Regions from separate parts of the Mus musculus genome. Here regions 1 and 3 are each linked to region 2. The links are chromatin loops, found by intact Hi-C in ENCODE. Cell type or tissue: heart. All regions are shown on one strand. Links, peaks and the distances in the headings refer to the core of each region. The heading gives the core; the rest is flanking DNA. Region 1 overlaps Smurf1 (SMAD specific E3 ubiquitin protein ligase 1). Region 2 holds the start of Smurf1 (SMAD specific E3 ubiquitin protein ligase 1). Region 3 holds the start of Trrap (transformation/transcription domain-associated protein).

Region 1 (5,817 bases), core at 279-5,278, 53 kb before region 2:
ATTCCATCAGACCAGACAGAAAAACAAACGGGGGTGGGGCTGAGGAGGAGCTGTAGTAAATAATAGCAAGAAACACTGCTGTCAGACTTCTTTCTTTTGGCTGCTGTCCCATCTCACCAGCCCAGTTACTACATTAATAAATTCACATGTAGAAGGCCGAGAATTGCATCTGGAGAGGTCCAGGCTCGGCAAGGTGACAAGCCATGGAAGCACACAAGTGCCTCAGAAACCCCAAAGTCCACCATCATCTAGATCAAGTTCCTCTGCCCTGTCTGTCTTGCATAGTGCTCAGGGCTATCGTACATGCCATTTGATTAATTAGCTGGCATTCATTCACACCATAGTGTAAGTCAGGTAGACTAAGTCATAGCAGAGAGAAAACAGCAGCTCTGAGATCAACACCACTGCTCGAGATGATTGAGCTGAGCGGATGACTGATCAACACTCATCTGTCTGGGGCCATGGCTCAGCAAATGATAAAGCCACCAAGCCAAAGGACCTGAATTCCTGCTCCTACCTGTTGTCCTCTAATATCCATAAGCACACTGTGGCATGAGCATCTCTCCACCATAAGTAAATGCATGCAAAAAGGTTTTTTAACTGATCTACTGCATGAGGGAAAGCCACACAAGGTCACCGAAGCCTGCCGCTGCACTGAACAGTGAGGACTCAGATGGGGCCATGTGTCACATTAAAATGTTAAGTCACTGCTGCCAAAGGCGGAGTGAGAAGATATGTCAACTTCTTTTAGCTGATCATGGGCCATCAATTCCACCCTGTGGTGTGTAGTCACTGGAAATACACATATAAAGTACGCACACAGAACATGCTCACAGTATTAGAGAGGCATAGCTCAGCAATGAGAGACAAGGCCTGGGAGCCACTGAGATGTGTCTGCTTGGGTGCACAAAGCACACAGAAGGAGCCAGGCAGGCCCTGTCACTGAGGAGACTGAGTTGGGAGGTCCACTTCGGCACAGGAGATAAGGGACAGCCTGGGCAACACAACAAGACAATCTCTCAAAAGAGGAGATCAATGAGCTGAAGATGGGTCAGCAGATAGAACACCCACCCAACCACTGCTCTTCCAGAGGACCTGGGTTCAATTGCCTACACCCTCTCCCCTGGCCTCTGTAGGTCACATGGTGCATAGGTATATATGGAGGTCAAATACTCATACATGTAAAACAATAAAGTTTAAAATTTTGTTTTAAAGGGAGATCATCCATCCTGGTAGAATCATGTTAAAGGGCCGAGTTATAATAAGGAGTGGCCTGGAACATGCTACACAATGAAACGAGGTAATGCTAGGCTTTAACCAAAACAGAACCATCAGTGTCCATGAGATGTCAGACTGATAGGACTAAATTAGGCCATAAAGCAATAACCAGGAAAGACGATGCCCCAAGGGTACAGAGGTACCCCAGATCCATGAGGCTGGAAGAAGCAGAACAGAATGCCTTCATAGTGGGAGGAATCAAATCAACACAGCCAACCTTAGCCAGGGGCCACAGGCCAGGCCAGGCGGTTAAGTTCCACTGCTGGTGCCTCCTGTGACAGGCAATTGACAATGGTGTCTCAGGGGTCTGACTCCTCCAGATTCTAAGTGAGAAAGACATTCAACAAACTCCAACTGAGTTAAACAAAACAGCCAGTTAGTTCTTTTAGAAACTGCCCAGGCCTCCAAACAAAAGCTTCAGAGGCTGTCCCCAGAGAGGAGCCCAAGAAGTGAAAAGAGCACTCTTCAAAACTAGGGGACCTGAGGACCCCAGCCAACAGGAACTGAGAGAGCTCGGTCGGGCTCACTGTGAACTAGGGAGGCTCCCAGGCAGTGTGGAGGGGCTCGGTTATCTTCCTAGTAACTTGCAAACACTAAAATTATCCTTTAAAGTCAATTTGTCAAGTAAAACAAACAAATGAACAAACATACAATCAAGAAAGGATAAAAAGTGACCAGGTTGTATAATGCAACCCTGCTCTGGAGGACACACACACTGGAGCACTGGGAGGTAGGCTGGAGCCTCAGCACTGGGTAAAACTGGGTGGAGTTCAGCATGACACTGGACGAAGGAGGGTTACAAGTTCAAGGTCATCCTTGGTGATGTGATTTTAAGTCTAGCCTGGGCTATGAGAAACACTGCATCGAGAAAAGGGGTGGTTGGGAGGGGAGTGCTAGAAAGATGGCTCAGTGGTTAAAGGCGCTGGCTGCTCTTCCAGAGGACCCCAGTTCAAATCCCAGCAACCACATGGTGGCTCACACCTATCTGCAATGGGACCTGCTGCCCTCTTCTGGTATGTCTGAAGACAGTGTAGTCATAGTACTCGTATACATAAAATAAATAAATAAATCTCTTTTTAAAAAATTAAAAGGGAAGCCAGTGGAGCAGCTTAGTGAGAAAAGGCATCTGCCACTAACCCTGATGGCCTGGGTTCAAAACCTGGGGCCTCCACGAGCACACAGCAGCAAGTGTGTCAGGACACTCCCGATACACAGCTTTTTGCTGGGCGTGGCAGCACACACGTGACAGTGCTTAATCCCAGTGCTCAGTCAGGAGGCAGAGGCTGCTGGTTCTTTGTACACTGTAAGCCAGCCTGGTCTACATAATAAGTTCTAGGCCAGCTAGGGCTACAGAGAAAGACCTTGTCTCAAAAACAAAAGCAAAACCCCACACATGGACACAGGGGCACACACTTAGGACCCCAGGAGAAGCAAGCATATTGGCAGCTCAAGGTTAACCTCAGCTATGCAGCAAATTCAAGGGTAGCATAAGCTACATGGAGAGTTGTTTGTAAAAAGCAGAGAAGAGCATTAAGTAATATGACATACTTTCCCTACTTTGTTTCAGGCTAGAATTTTCAAATTTCCTTCAATATGACTATATGAAAAACATTCACGAGGAAAATCTTATTTTTCAAGTCGTTAGTGACTTTGTAGAAGAGAGGGGAGGGCCAGGCGCTGGTGTTCGCGTCCCCGCCGTGCCCTGCCGTGCCCCGCCGTGCGCCAGTGCTGTGCCAGCTCACCCTGTGCAGCCCCTGCTCAGGTTATTAATATGCCAGTTACAAGCCTCGCCACCAGCCAGCTCCAAAGGCTGGCCAGGCACTGCTCCAAGTTGGTGCATACATACATCAGAAAAGGACAAGACAACTCAAAGAGATGAGGTTCAATTCCGCAAAAATAACAGAGCACCCAAGACTGTCCTCAATATAGACGCTTCCAAAAACTGATTCACAAAATAGTTTGCGAAGGGCACTGAGGCTGCGCTGCCTTTTTTTTTTTTTTAAAGGCAGAGGCCGAGAATGTGCCCCCCCCCAGGCCCCCCACCCCCACCTCTAGCTCTCTCTCGGCAAGAGCAAAGTGAGGCTGTGGCCATGCTGCCATCCCAAGTTCCCACTTCCTACTGAGCTGGGGCTCAGATGAGGAGGTGGAGGCTGCCAGGCTGCCCACGTGCTGCCAGCCTGCCCATCCTTCTCGTCCATCCATCCCTGCCACCTCCTCACTGTATAATAAAGGCAGCGGGACGGGACAGAGATTCCTCCACCCATCCCCAGAGCTCCACTTGGGGCAACATTCCTAGCATGCCCACATGGGTATGTGGGCAGGAGAGGTCTCAGGGGGGATGGTGGGAGACAAAGGACAGAGTCCAGGGTAACTGAAGGATAGTGTGTCAAGCAACATCTCTATGTCACACCCCCACCTCCTCCTGCCTCTCATGCACTTGACTGAGGCAGGAGATCCCAGCTGCAGAACTAGCAACTGCCAAACTCTCCCACGGCAGTCACGGCACACAAGAAAAACACCAGCTCTGTCAGCTACCATCAACCCGCACAGCACAAGATTTTTTAAGTTTTAGAACAGCTCTTGGATCAAAAAAGAAAGGCGATGTGGGACTGAGATCCGTGGAGCACAATAACAAAACCCTACCTCAAATTGCAGAGGCAAATTTCATTTGTAAGAAACCAGCAAGGGAGCTGGGAGGTGGCCCAACGGTCAAAGTGTCTGTCACACACTAGTCGGGACAGAGCTCAGATCTCCAGAACTGATGGAAATGTGTGGTGCTCATAGCAGCCAGCCTGGAGCTCCTCCCTCTGAAGGGGAAGCACAGGAGTCCACAGATCAAACTGGCCACGTTTAAGTGAGCTCCTGGCTTGATTCACAGACCCTGCCTCAGTGAATAAGCCAGAAGAGAGAGAAGTCAATTCCAGATGCACACATGTGGATGGTCGCGCGCGCGCGCACGCGCACACACACACACACACACACACACACACACACACACGCACGCGCGCGCGCGCACAAACATATGCAAAGACATACCTACACACATGGGGGCGGAGGAGACCAGCCAAGGCTGCAGGGGAGGTAGGGAGAAGGGTAGTACATGCCTCTAATACCAGCACCCAGGAGGCCGAGACAGAGAATCCAGAGTTTGAAGCCAGTCTGGACTAAATAAGACACTGTCTCAAACAACCAAACCAAACCAAACCCAAAGACTGTAAACAAATGATAAAGCCAACAAACAATCCACATTGATTTAAGATGAAAAAGAAAAAGACAGAAAGACAGACTACAGTAGTACTAACCATGAAACCAGAGACCAGGTCCTGATCTAAAAAGTTAGGCTAGGCAGGGGTGGTAGCACGCTCCTTGAATCCCACAAGGCAGGAGATCTCTTTGGGTTGGGTTCAAAGTCAGCCTGGTGTACACAGTGAGTTTCAGGACAGCTAGGGCTATGGCTATTTTGTATCAAAAACCAAAAGCAAGCTAGGGGCTGGCAGACAGCTCAGCATGAAGATAACCAGCACAACACTTGGGGTCCTGAGCTCAGTCCCTAGGATCCACACGGGGAAGGCAGACACAGGCCTGCATGCTGTCCTCCAACTACCACAGCCAGGCCCTGCTACATGCACACACCTGTCTCAAAAACTAAGAAGATTAAAAGACAAAGAAGAACTTCTACAAGTAACAAGACTTCGAGGGCAGGTCGGGAAAGGCCAGTGGGAGCCAAGGAAGCTGGCAAGGCTCCTCTGGGGTGAGGGAAACGCTATAATTAACTGTGGTGGTGGTGTCAGGAGAGACTACAACTACCGACTAGTATACTAAAAAGTGACATATTGTGGCATATAGTATTTATATCTCAATTAAAATGCTACCAACCCAGAATAGCCAGTACCCTCCTGAGTACTGAGGTTAAGTCAACATGCTGTGCTGCGCATTTACTTCAGCAGGACCTGTGAGGCCACTGTGAAAGACACACTGTTACAACAGAGATTTGCTCTGGAACATTTTAGTTTCTAAGACTAAGTCTTGCTTGGTCCTTAGCATGGCTCTAGAGACTAGGATCAGACTAGGACAGTGAGGGAAGACAGACAGATGGACACATAGGAAAGCTGAGGTCTGGTGGCCTTGGATGTCTGGCGAAGAAGGCTCAGCACCCTGAAAGCCCAGCATGTGTACCCTGGACAGGGAGGCTGGATTGTTGCAGAGCTGGACAGGGAGGAGGCAGGGTCCGCATATACAGCTCGAGAGGAACCAGGCTTAGCTAATCTGAGCAGAGGCCATCTCTGCAGGGGAGTAGCCTCCAGGCAGGAAACGCCAGGAACAGAGCACTATGGTGGACATTCTCTGCTCATTTCCTCAACAGCCACATATGGACCAGAGGGGAAGACTGCCATTTTCCCATGATCTGAGGCTAGGGTCCTTGACATGTTCCTGCCTGTTTCAACAGCACCGATCTGGGCTGGAGAGATGGTTCAGTGGTTAAGAGAATTGACTGCTCTTCCAGAGGTCCTGAGTTCAAATCTCAGCAACCACATGGTG
Region 2 (5,817 bases), core at 412-5,411:
CTTGGAACAGAAAAATCCAGGGAACTCCCTGCAAGGCCTCAGACTTAACGATGTATTTCCTCTTCTGAGCTGGAAAGCCCCAAAGCAGGCCCTCTGCCAACCCTGCCATGCATGCAGCCTTAGGGATGGATTCACACTGGTAAGGTCTGCAGAGAAAGGAGAGGGAGAAAGAAAGAGGAAGCTGAGGGCAGTGGTCCAGACTCCGGACCCACGAAGAGGGACAGCTATGACAGAGAGCTCTCCCCTTGCCTGCATGCAAACTGCCCTGCTGCTGTCAGACCCACAGCAAGCTCTGCGCTCACCTTTGAAGGTGGCACTACAGAGCACTTAGCAAACCTGAACATTCCTCTGAAGACTGAGGGGAACAAGGCGCCTTGCACTAGAGCAGCTGCCACAGCTCAGCTTGTGTGGGAGGGGGGACTCAAGGATGTGGCGAGGGGTGAAGGCATTGCAGAGGAGGTAGGAACCAAGGACTCGTCTCTGGAGTACTAAGTGGCCTGGCCTCGGGGAGAACGGAAGTGGACTAGACTGGAGAGGTCTGGACCACTGATGAGGTGGGGGAAGTGAGAACAAGACTGGGAGACAGACGTTTGGTCCCAGACAGGATTGAGGAATTTGCGACTTAAGGGTGGAGGCTGTAAGACAGAAGCGAGTGGGCGGGACTGAAAGATAAGTGAGGGCGGGATCAAGCAGGGACGGGGGCGTGGCTGAAAACAGTAGAGGGGGCGGAGCCAAGAGAGGAGAGGGGAAACTAGAGAGATGGAGATGAGGAGTGGGTGAGGCGGTGGGAGAGCAAAGAGAAGCAAGGCAAACGAGTAGGGGGTGGGATGATTCGAAGGGACCCAGAGAGAGAAGGGAGAAGGTAGATAATGTTCATGTGAGAGAGTGGGAAGAAAGAAAGGAGAGAGAGATGAAGTGATGAGAAGCTGCAAGGGAAAAGAGGGAGGGGACAGGCGGGAGGATGGTGAGGGGTGGGCCTAGAGGGGAACAGCAGGTAGAAGGAGGATGAGAGTGAAGAGATGGATGATGAAAATGTGAGGTAGGGGTGGAAAGAGCGGTGGAGGTGCAGCGAGGGGGCGGGATCTACATGAAGTTGAAAGGTGTGTGGCTATGTACAAGGCCTGAAGAAAAGCAGGCAGGGGGGTAGGTGTGGATCAGAGGGTGCTGGGGCGGTGTCAAGAGAGGACACTAGAGGGGACCGGTGGAGGGCCCCGAGGGGTGGTACCTATATGCAGCTGAGGGTAGGTGTGGGGCAGAAAGGAGAGGGGGGGGGGGAGTCCTGTAGTGGAGGAGCTAGGGGGCGGGACCTGATCCAGAAGGGTAAAGTTAGGGGCAGAGGGAGAAAGCTAGGGGGCGTGGCCCATATGCAACTGATGGTAGGTGTGGGCAGATAGAGTAGTGTGGGCAGGGGGGGATAGGCAAGAACCTGAAGAGAAAGGAGCCAGAGGCGGGGCCAAGAGAATCAGCCACAGGGGTGGAATCTATGATAGAGGGATGAACAGCAAGCCAGGCTTAATGCAGAAAAGGCAGCTGCCTGGGCCTGCAGAGCAAGCAGGGGGCGGGGAATGATGCAGAGGGAGGAGCCATAGGGCGGGTCGCCAAAGCTACAAAGTAGTCAAGGGGTGGAGCCTGTGAGGGGGAGGGGGAGTCTGCAGAAGAGTCGAGGGCTGAGCCTAGTTAAGGGGGCGAGTCTGCAGATCGGAGAGGCGTGGCTTGATGCAGAGGGAGGGCGGGGCTGCCGCAGCGGGGCGTGTCCTGATGTGCCAGGGGCGGGCCCTGATGCAGAGGGAGGGGACGGGGCGGCAGGGGCGGCGCCTGCAGAGCACCCGGGGGGCGGGGCCGGGAGCGCGAGCGAGGGGCGCACGCCGTAGGGGGTGCAGCGGTCCCGGGACAACGGCCGGTGCAAGGGGGGGGGGGGGGGAGGGGGCGGGGCGGGAGTCCGCAGGGTCCCTGGGACAGTCTAGGGGCGCGAGGGCCGCGGCCCTGTCGTGCCTACCTGTCAGACGGATCTTGATGCTGGAGCCGTTCCTACGGGTCCCGGGGTTCGACATCTCCCGCCAGCGGCCGGCCGGCCTCGGATCCAGTGCCGCCGCCCCCCAGCCCGGCCCGGCCCGGCCCCGCCGCCGCCTCAAGGTTACGGCCACGGGCTGGGCGCCGGGGTCCGAGCCGGGACGCCGAGTGCGCGGCGCAGGCGTTGGGCCGGAGACCACGGGCTGGAACCGTAGAACCGAGCGCTCGGCCGCGCCGCCGCCAGGAGCCGCCCCTGGCTGGCCCAGCCCGGAGCCGCCGCGCTCGCAGCCGGACGCCCGCCGCCCTCGCTGCTTCCGCCGCCGCCTCCCGAGCTGCGCGCGCCCGCCGCCTTGCCGGCCCGGCCCTGCGCGGCCTCGCGCTTGCGTGTGTGCGTGCGTGCGCGCGCCCGAGCACGGCGCTACGCGGACCGCGCTTGTCCTGGGCGCGCGCAAGGGGGTCTGGGGGAGCTGCAAGGTTCCTGCAGCCGGCGGGGAGCCTTGAAACAGACACCACCGTGGCCACCACCGCCCCACACACGTAGACGACACACACGCACACACAAGCGGCGCAGTCGGAGCTGGTTCTTAGTCACAATCTCAGAACCAACTGATTTGCTTGTGCGACGATTTGGGGGAACCGATTGTTTCTTCAGTGTCGGACTTTTCAAAGCTCCTGATGGAAGCCAGGGTGTTGCATGAAACCCCAAGAACCGTGCGCGCGTGCGCGCGTGGGTACACACTAGATCCTGCAAGTTCCAAGGGAAGACTTCCCGCAGTGATCGAGTGTCGGATGTGCCCTGTGCAACTGGTGTATTCGATTGACAAAGTGGCTAGACTCAGAGGAAGTGCGGCATATGGACCAGCTAAACAAGATGAAGGATGTAAATGGAGAGGTGGTGGTTTTGTGGATAGGAACCTGCATGCAACTGAACTAACCCAGAGAAGTAAGCAGTCGGGTTTTCGAGTCCCTGCCTTCTGATGAACCCACCCCCAAACCCCCAGAGTGTCAGGCCGGTAAAAAGTAAAAGCCGGGCTTTCTTTCCCCAGCAAGCAAACCAATCTCTATGGTAACGCATTCTAGAGAGGAAATAAAAGGTTCTTGAAAAGGCTGCGTATATTTACCAAACTCCCATCCGACCTGAACTTAATTCACTTCATGGGCAGACTCTATGGTTCTTCCTTAGAACCAGCTACCCACAGCGTTTGACCACCCTCTTTGGAGACAGGGGCTCATCTGTAGCTGAGGCTGACCTCAAAACTGTGATTCCCCCTACTCAGCCTCCGGAGCGCAGGGATTACAGGCTTGTACCTGTTCTTGTCCTAGGCAGTTTGGTTTTATGAGCCTGTGCAGCCCAGACTATTTAATAATGGAGGGAAAATATCTTAAGAATAGGATCGTGTATGGGCAACGGTTAATCCAGACTCTAACTCTGCTTCCATTTCTAAGCCGTTGTCGCTGAGAGCGAGACCCTAGGTTGGAATAAATCCATTTAGGAGTCTTTGATTGGTGTTGGGAGAATAGCACCATTGGTAAGGTGTTCGATGGTGCAAGCACAAGAAGCTAAGTTTTGTGAGGCTTTTTTTTAGATATTTCTGTTACCTATATAGGAGTGTTTTGTGTGCGTGTTTGTATGTGTGCATCACAAGGTGCTGGATCTGGAGCGGGTGTTTGTGAGCCACCGTGTGGGTGCTGGGAACTGAACTTAGGTCCTCTGGAAGAGCAACGTGTGCTCCTAACTGTTCAGCATCTCTCCAGCCCCACGGTACAGGTGTGCTGGTGAGTTTGAGTGATCCCAGCCCCCTGGGAGGCAAAGACAGAAGGATCCCTGGGACTAATAGGCCAGTAAGCCTCCATGAATCAGGAACCCTATGCCAGTGAGAGACTCTGCCACCAGAAAAAATGGAGCTGGGGGATAAACAGTGGAGAAAAACTGAAGTTAACCTCTCTCTCTCTCTCTCTCTCTCTCTCTCTCTCTCTCTCTCTCTCTCTCTCTCTCCCCCTGCACTTCTCTCCTTCCCTCCTTGCCCTGTCATTCTCTTTCTCTGTATCCTCAGCCATACCTCCCTTCTTTCTCATTCCTCTTCCCTCCACCTTCACCCACTCACACACACACACACACTCACACACTCACACACACTCACACACTCACACACACACACTCACACACACACACTCACCCACTCACACACACACACTCACCCACTCACACACACACACACTCACACACACACACACACACACTCACCCACTCACACACACACACACACACTCACCCACTCACACACACACACTCACACACACACACACACACACCCCCGCCTCAGCTCACATGTGCTTTTCCTTCCTCCTGGGTCCACTCTCCTGCACCCTCACCCAGGAGTCTTGGGTTGCTCCACCTCTTTGTTTCCTTACCTGCCTAGACGTCTGGACCTTTCTTCACCTGGTTATCCCAACCCCTGAGTCACAAGTGTGCGTCTTGGAGGCTAAGTCATTTCCTCTGCCCATTAACTGGGAACGCACACTGTTGTCTGCTAGTCGGAGAGAGTCCTAACAGTATTCTGCCATACCCTGCTTCAAAGAGAAGACTGTCCTCCATGCTTTGATTGTCGTGTGTGCGTTCCTGTGTGCCGCTCCCTGAGCACATGTGTACACACATCTGGAAGATACAGTCACACATTATTGGGTGTCTTTCCCAACCATTCCCCACCTCAATTCTGAGACGATTTCTCACTGAACCTGAAACTTAGTGATTCACCTGAACTGGCTGGCCAGCAAGCCCCAAACATCCTTATCTCCCCCTCCCAACACTGGGATTACAGATGTGGGATGCCACACCCAGTGTTGACTACAGGTGCCTGGAATCCAGCTCAGATCCTCATACGTGCAAGGCAAACACGTTATTGACCCTCCCCAGCCCATTTGTCTTTAGGACAAGATCTCATATGGCCCAAACTGGCCTAGAACGCAGTATGTAGCTAAGGATGATCTTTAACTATTAATCCTCCTGCCTCCACCTCTTGAGTATGTGAAATGCAAGATCACATCATGAAGTCTGATTTTGTGCACCTACTGGGAACCGAACCCTTGAGTTCCTACATGCCAGGCAAGCTCCCTATCCACTGAGCCACATCCTCAGCCCCTTTCCCACCTTTTGACTACCAAACTGAATATGACTGTCATCTGCAGACCAAGGTCTTCTATGCCTCTAAATTTACTTTCTTTCTTAGGCTTTTCTTTCTTAAGCAGAGTAGCTCTAAAATCTATATTCTAAACTCCTATCACATTATCAGCTGTTCATCTGATTAACTGAGGTGACAGTTTGAGGTCAGTCTAGGCTACACGAGTCCCCATTGGAAACAAACAAACAAGGTTTGGGAGCTGGCTCATTTGGTAAAGTGATTACCACAACACACACAAGGACTAAGAACCAGACACAGCAGCACCCAAGGAGCAGCTGGGAGGATTGAGTTTGCTGGCCAGCCAGTCTAAACCAGGGCGGCCCAGTTCGATGAAAGACCCTGCCTCAAAAGACAGGTTGGGACCCTGCAAGACCGCTCATCCGGTAAAAGATCCTGCGTGGATCCACTCAAGTAAAAGATCCTGACCATCTGAGTTTGATCCCTGGGACCCACACTGTAGAAATACAACCGACTCCCACAAGCTGTCCAATGACCTCCACTTCTGCGGGGTTAATACCCTCAACCCTTCATTCATTTGTCCTGTTATTTTTTAGAGGCCTGTGGAACCTCTTTCTAAACTACCCCTTAAACAAAACACTATCAATCAATATGTGAGCTTTCACGGAAT
Region 3 (5,817 bases), core at 268-5,267, 200 kb before region 2:
AGGCAGATCAAGTTGGCCTCAAATTCAGAGATCCTCCCAAGAGCTGGCATTAAGAGTGTGCACCACCACGCTGGACATGTTTTCCTTTTGTAAAATGTGTTTATTATTACTAAGTGTGTTAATGATCCCTGAGTGTGTAAGCGTGCCTGGGCACCCCTGTGCACATCAGGGGACTTTGCACAGTCAGTTATTCTCCTCCCTTCACACGGGCTTCTTAGTTCTACTCCACAGCAGTAATGGGGATAAACATTAACATGAATCAAGTTAACCGAGTGAAGACACTGCATGCAACACTTTGCCTACCGAGTATTGAGATTATAGTTAAGAGCACGTGCAGAAGGAAACCCAGGGCTTCCTGTGTGCTAGACATTCTACCCGCTGGACTACAACCCAGAGAGTAATCTACTGAGCAATCTCACCTGTCTTATTTATCTTGCCTTTTTTTTTTTTTTTTTAAATCTTCCAAACAAAACAAAAACAGCTCCCAGGGTACTGGTTTGATCCCTGTTTTAAGTCTTTCTCAAACTTCGGACCTGCTACTTTTGGAGGTCGTGATGGCCCAGCGTAAGCTTTATTGGCAAACAGACTATTTCTTGCAGGAAAGAGGGGGGAAAATGTCATTAGAAACAATTTCCCACATTCCCAGCGTTTCAGCTACTGCTAATTCTTCTGTGGCAACAATAAACAATACAGGAGCGTGCTTTCTCTCTGCCGTCTTCCCTCCAAGGTTATTTTGCAGGGCCAGTGAAATCTGTTTATTGCCGAGTGCGAAAATGTATCAATTTAGGATCAGAACACTAAGACCCTGGTGCTTCAAGCTTTCAGATCAGGAACAGGAAGTTGCAGGATATAAATACAAGGAGGCGGGAGGTAGTGGGGTTTAGGCCATCGCTTACACAGTGTTCATCAAAACCGGGTAACTATGGTTACCGAGCTCACTTCACTGTTAGTGGTTGTCACAGAACCTACTCGGTAGTGTAGAATTGATAGAGTTGTCCCTTTCGGTTTTTTTTGTTTGTTTGTTTGTTTGTTTTTTGTTTTTTTGGTTTTTCGAGACAGGGTTTCTCTGTGTAGCCCCGGCTATCCTGGAACTCACTCTGTAGACCAGGTTGACCTCGAACTCAGAGATCCGCCTGCCTCTGCCTCCCGAGTGCTGGGATTAAAGGCGTGAGCCACCACACCCGGCTGAGTTGTCCCTTTCAAAGAAAGACCTTCGTCCTCATCTGGGTATCACAGGATACCCCTACTCCCCACCACGTTTCTTCACCGCTCTGGCTTGGCTTGAGGTCTGTCACCTTCCAATTTTGTCTTGAAGGGAGGGCATCAGCTACAAGCGGGACAAATGTAGTTGTCTCAGGGTGACCTAGCAGCATAACACCCGAGTTTGCCTTTAAGCCAACTGGATGTCAGTCTATCTGCCCCTATCCCAGGCTGGTCTCGAACTCAGAAATCCGCCTGCCTCCCCCCCCCCGGCCCCCCCCCCCCCCCCCCCCCCCAGTGCTGTGATTAAAGTCTTGCAGGAACTACTTCACTCTCAGGCGGCTGATCAGCAATAGAGCGCTGGCCTAGTGGATGTGAAGCCCTAAGTTCAACACCCAGCATTGCTGGAAGAGGAAAAATAAAATCTCAGGGAAGGAAGTCCAGCCCTGAAGGCCACACATACACACACACACACACACACACACACACACACACACAGCTGGCCTAGTGGATGTGAAGCCCTAAGTTCAACACCCAGCATTGCTGGAAGAGGAAAAATAAAATCTCAGGGAAGGAAGTCCAGCCCTGAAGGCCACACATACACACACACACACACACACACACACACACACACACACACACACACACACACAGTGAACCAACTGGAGAGGTATTTCGGGTGTCAATCACCCTTCAGTCTGGTTCCTGCGAGGAAAAGGGACACGGGGTTGGGTGTGGAGGCGATGACGAATCTTGAAGCTGCAGCAGCCCAGAGCCCCACCGGCCTAGGTGCTCAGCAGATAGGTCACCCAGGCGATGATTTAAAAGGACAGCACGCCCACCCAAGGCGGCAGACCGCCCCTCCCTGCCCCGCTGCCCGCCCAGGCCGCACCCACTTGGGGGCGGTGCGCCCGAGCTTAGTTCTGGTGGGCGGACGCCGCGGCTTTAAGCCGGGGCGGGACTGAGCGAGGAGCAGCAGCGGCGTCGGCGGCGAGAGTTCTTGGGGACTCGGGCCCGGATGCTGGGGGCTAGTCGGCAGGTCCCGGTAAGCGCAAGGGAGGGCGGGTGAACGGTCCCGGGAGATGCACGCGCGTGCGTGTCTCAGGCGTGGGAGAGAGTCGGTGCAGCACGACGGCTCCACGGAGAAGTGGAGAAGGCTGTCCCTGCTTGACCGAGGTCCTTCCGGCCCCCCAGGAGCCCTCCTAAACTAGATCAGCCACACTGCAGCATTTAGTCCTCCGCGGCGCCGGGCTGCGCTGGAGCGGATGGAGGGACGCGCAGCGCTAGCGGCCGCGGAGGTTGGCCCTCGGCGCTTGCCGTAGCTCAGCGGCCTGCTGGGGGGCAGTCGCTGAGAGTCCCGGGAAGGATCGGCGACAAAAGGAGGGAACCCGAAGGCCGTTTGCGACGCGAAGGGATTGAGTGAGGAGTCGAGGGGGCTGCGGCACCCCACCAAAGCCATCCTGGCATCTGCGGGCCTCCACGCAGGCTCCTGGCTCTCTGGGCCAGACGCTGAGAGTGAAGGTAGCGGCGGCTACGGCGCCCCCTGGCGGCCCGGAGGCGCGTTGTCCAGCCAGCCGGGCGTCGTGGGCGGGGCGGACCCGATGGAGGACGGCGGGCTGTGGGGCCGTTTGCCTTTTCCTTACCTGGGTGGGGACTCCGTGGGCTCGAGGGCATCCAGGCCTGAATCCATATCCTCTCGAAAAGCTCAGAACCTCCTTCCAGAATCCACAGGCGGATAGGGTAGCCCCCTGCTTTCAGGTTCTTGGCCCAGGGAGAAGCTAGGCCTGGTCCCTGGGAGGATCGGGTGGGAGCTCGGAAGTGGCACTTTTACTGAGTGGCTTATAAAAAGGAGATTAAGTGTCGCAAAAGTTTGCGCAGATGATTGGGCTATAGCTCAGAGGGTAGAGTGTCCCCCTAGCACACCAAACCCTGGGTTCGATTCCCCAGAACCTCCTAGCCCTGGGGTGATGGTACACAGGCCTGTCAGGGGTCGGGGCTGGAAGCTCAACAATCAAGGCCAACCGTACATCTACATCAGCCTGCTCCTCCTACCCGAGCTACACAACACCGCCTCCACAGCAGAAAAGCTAGATAAAAAGTTTGGCCAGGATTAGGGCTTCTGTTTTGTTCTTAAGAATGCCTTGACCCTGAGTCTAGTTAATAGTCGGTGAGTATGAGGGACCTCCAGTGTTTGAAGGAGGAACTCTGATAGGAAAAGCAAGAGTTTGCCAAGTCACGGTAGCAAGGCTGATAGTATCCTTAGCTTTTCTCTTCTCTCCCTAGGAACAGGGTCTCTGGTATTATGTAGGCCTGGCTGGTCTAGAACTCACAGAGATCCACAGAGTCCTGGGGTTAAAGGCGTGCACTGGCACACTCAGCTTTTTATTTTTTAAGCATTTGCTTGTTTGTGTATGTGTGTTCGGCATGCATGTGGAGCTAAGAGGTCAGCCTGTGGGACTCAGTTCTCCCCCTCCACCCTGTGGTCACATATCAAGATAGGTCTCCAGGTTTGGCTCCAAGCGCTTTACCTTATGAGCCAGGAGTCAACGTTCCTGTTTTCCAAGTCACTGTGGTGCTTTTAAAGTATGCTTTGGGGCCGGTGAGTTGGTTCAGTGGGTAAAGGTTGCTTGCTGCCAAGCCCGATGACCCGAGTTCAATCCCTGAGACCCACACGGTGGATGGAAGGAACAGACGTCCCACAAGTGGTCCCCTGACTTCCTCATGTGCTGTGTGGCACACACCTTCTTCCACCCCAGTTAAGAAAATGTAATGATAAAAAGCATGCTTTGTGTTTTGTGCCTCGACTGTAGATAAGATCCACAGTCTTTGAGGTAATGCTTAGGAGAATAGTTTATTATTTATACAATACTGGGGGATAAAACCCAGGACAAGGCTCTACCATGATGTAGTGTGTATATTTTCCCAAGGTCTCAGGTAACCCTGACTAGCCTAAAATTCACTATGTACAACAGGCTGGCCTCTTGTCCCCTGCGTGCTGGGATTAAAACCATTTGCCCCCATGCTTAGCTGGTTTTATATTTTCTTAAACTGGTTGGGGTGGGATGGGGGGAGTATTGAAGAAGAGTAGTATTTCATGATGAATTCAGATTATGCAAAAGGTGTCCTTAAGCCCTCCTTTTTGTTTTGTTTTTTTGTTTTTTGAACACCGCTGTTGTCATTCATTTATGTGTTAGTGACTCCTTCCTGAGTGCTGGGGAACTGGGTAGACATTGCACAACTACAAAGATTCAAACATTTCCTGTGTGGCTCCCCCCACCTCCTCCATGACACTTTGGAGATAGTGTCTTATGTGTCCCAGGCCCCCATCTGTACTTCTCCCGTGCTGGAGAGGTTGTGGGATTACTCCGCTTTATGCAGGGCTGGGAATCAAGGTCAAGGCTTCATAAACATGCTAGGCAAACCCTCTCTCCACTGAGCTATAGCCCCAGCTCTCCCTCCATTCTGCACAGCTCGTTGTACAAAACGTTTGCGATCTCCTGGTTTGTTGAAAGAAGGCTATGTAACGGGAAAGAAAAGCTTCCATGTTGAAGAGAATGATGTTGAAACAGTGCATTTGGACACACTGTCCACAACAAAAACAACCCACAGAAAACAGTGATTTCCGCAAATCCTTTAGAGCTTGGGCAGTGGAACAGCTCAGCAGGTTTCGGTTCCAATCACCAGCCCTGATGACCTGAGTTCGAGTCCCTGGACCTCTGTGTGATTCCTCTGACCTCAATACATCTATTAAGGCACAGGAACCTCCCCCCCCCCCCAAACACAATGAAAATATGAATGTAATTTTAGAAAGTACTGAGGTAAAATATTTCACAGGTTACAAGCTCCCCATGTCCCTGCCAGCTGCTGACGGGATGTCTCTCTTCACAGGCTGGATAAACTCATGGACTTGGCAGCTCAGGCTTGAGAAAAACACAAACTCAGAAGAAAGATGGCGTTCGTTGCAACCCAGGGGGCCACGGTGGTCGACCAAACCACTCTGATGAAGAAATACCTTCAGTTTGTGGCAGCTCTCACGGATGTGAATACACGTGAGTCTGTCCTTTTTTGCACACTGAGAGGAAGAGCAAACCTTAGTGTTTGTCCTTGGTCTCCCCGTCTACCTTGTGGAGAAGCACAATGATGAACAATACTGCTGGAGCCACAGAGAGGCACAAGTGTGTGTGCCAGATTGCCTGTGTGTATGTGTGTCCTTGTCTGTGCATGCACACGTGAGTCTGGGAGGATGGATGTGTGTGACTGGTGGTAGGGACCTAGCCCTGTGCCATCTTCTGGGCTGTGACAGTCAAACTGATAAGATCTGATTGCTTCTCTTCAGTCCCTAAATCCAGTGATTTTTGAAGCCTCCCTAAGGCAGTTTCAATGAGCTGACTGTTTTACTATTTACAGCTGATGAAACGAAGTTGAAAATGATGCAGGAAGTCAGCGAGAACTTTGAGGTATGAGCATCCCCACCCCACCCCTCCCTCTCTTCTGTTTTTGTTTAAATTATACTTATTTTAGGTCTGTGTACGTGCTGACACATGCCATAGGCGCTGTGTGCTTGTCACAGGACAATCTGAGGGAGTCTGCTCTTTCCTTCCATCGTTGTGGGCCTGG

What was found. Hi-C counts contacts between places; a loop is a spot of excess contacts. Peaks named below come from ENCODE experiments on the same cell type or tissue, not always from the same donor. Only the 100,000 strongest peaks of a DNase experiment are listed, where the experiment ranks them.
Region 1: it touches region 2 in a loop (2.3-fold over the local background); 17 of 42 quality-filtered maps call a loop at or near these places.
Region 3: it touches region 2 in a loop (2.6-fold over the local background); 2 of 42 quality-filtered maps call a loop at or near these places.

What each region holds. Positions count from the first base shown.
Region 1 is chr5:144,911,052-144,916,868 of GRCm38, forward strand. The region is part of intron 1 of Smurf1 (SMAD specific E3 ubiquitin protein ligase 1); the gene reads right to left. Among named protein-coding and RNA genes, the nearest start is that of Gm33821, 5.1 kb to the right of the region's middle. In heart, for the core only: a CTCF peak has its summit at 2,288 (motif pointing left); a DNase peak (open chromatin) is centred at 3,080; H3K27ac peaks cover 1,078 bases.
Region 2 is chr5:144,963,505-144,969,321 of GRCm38, forward strand. It overlaps Smurf1 (SMAD specific E3 ubiquitin protein ligase 1), which reads right to left and starts at 2,326. Exons shown (of 18, transcript NM_001038627.1): 1 at 1,997-2,326. The coding sequence starts at 2,051. In heart, for the core only: no CTCF peak of the experiment used is centred there; DNase peaks (open chromatin) are centred at 597, 1,737 and 2,417; H3K4me3 peaks cover 3,092 bases; H3K27ac peaks cover 2,895 bases; H3K27me3 peaks cover 1,542 bases.
Region 3 is chr5:144,766,001-144,771,817 of GRCm38, forward strand. It overlaps Trrap (transformation/transcription domain-associated protein), which reads left to right and starts at 2,794. Exons shown (of 71, transcript NM_001081362.2): 1 at 2,794-2,847; 2 at 5,089-5,249; 3 at 5,608-5,657. The coding sequence starts at 5,150. In heart, for the core only: a CTCF peak has its summit at 2,712 (motif pointing left); DNase peaks (open chromatin) are centred at 1,581, 2,111 and 2,461; H3K4me3 peaks cover 2,371 bases; H3K27ac peaks cover 1,608 bases.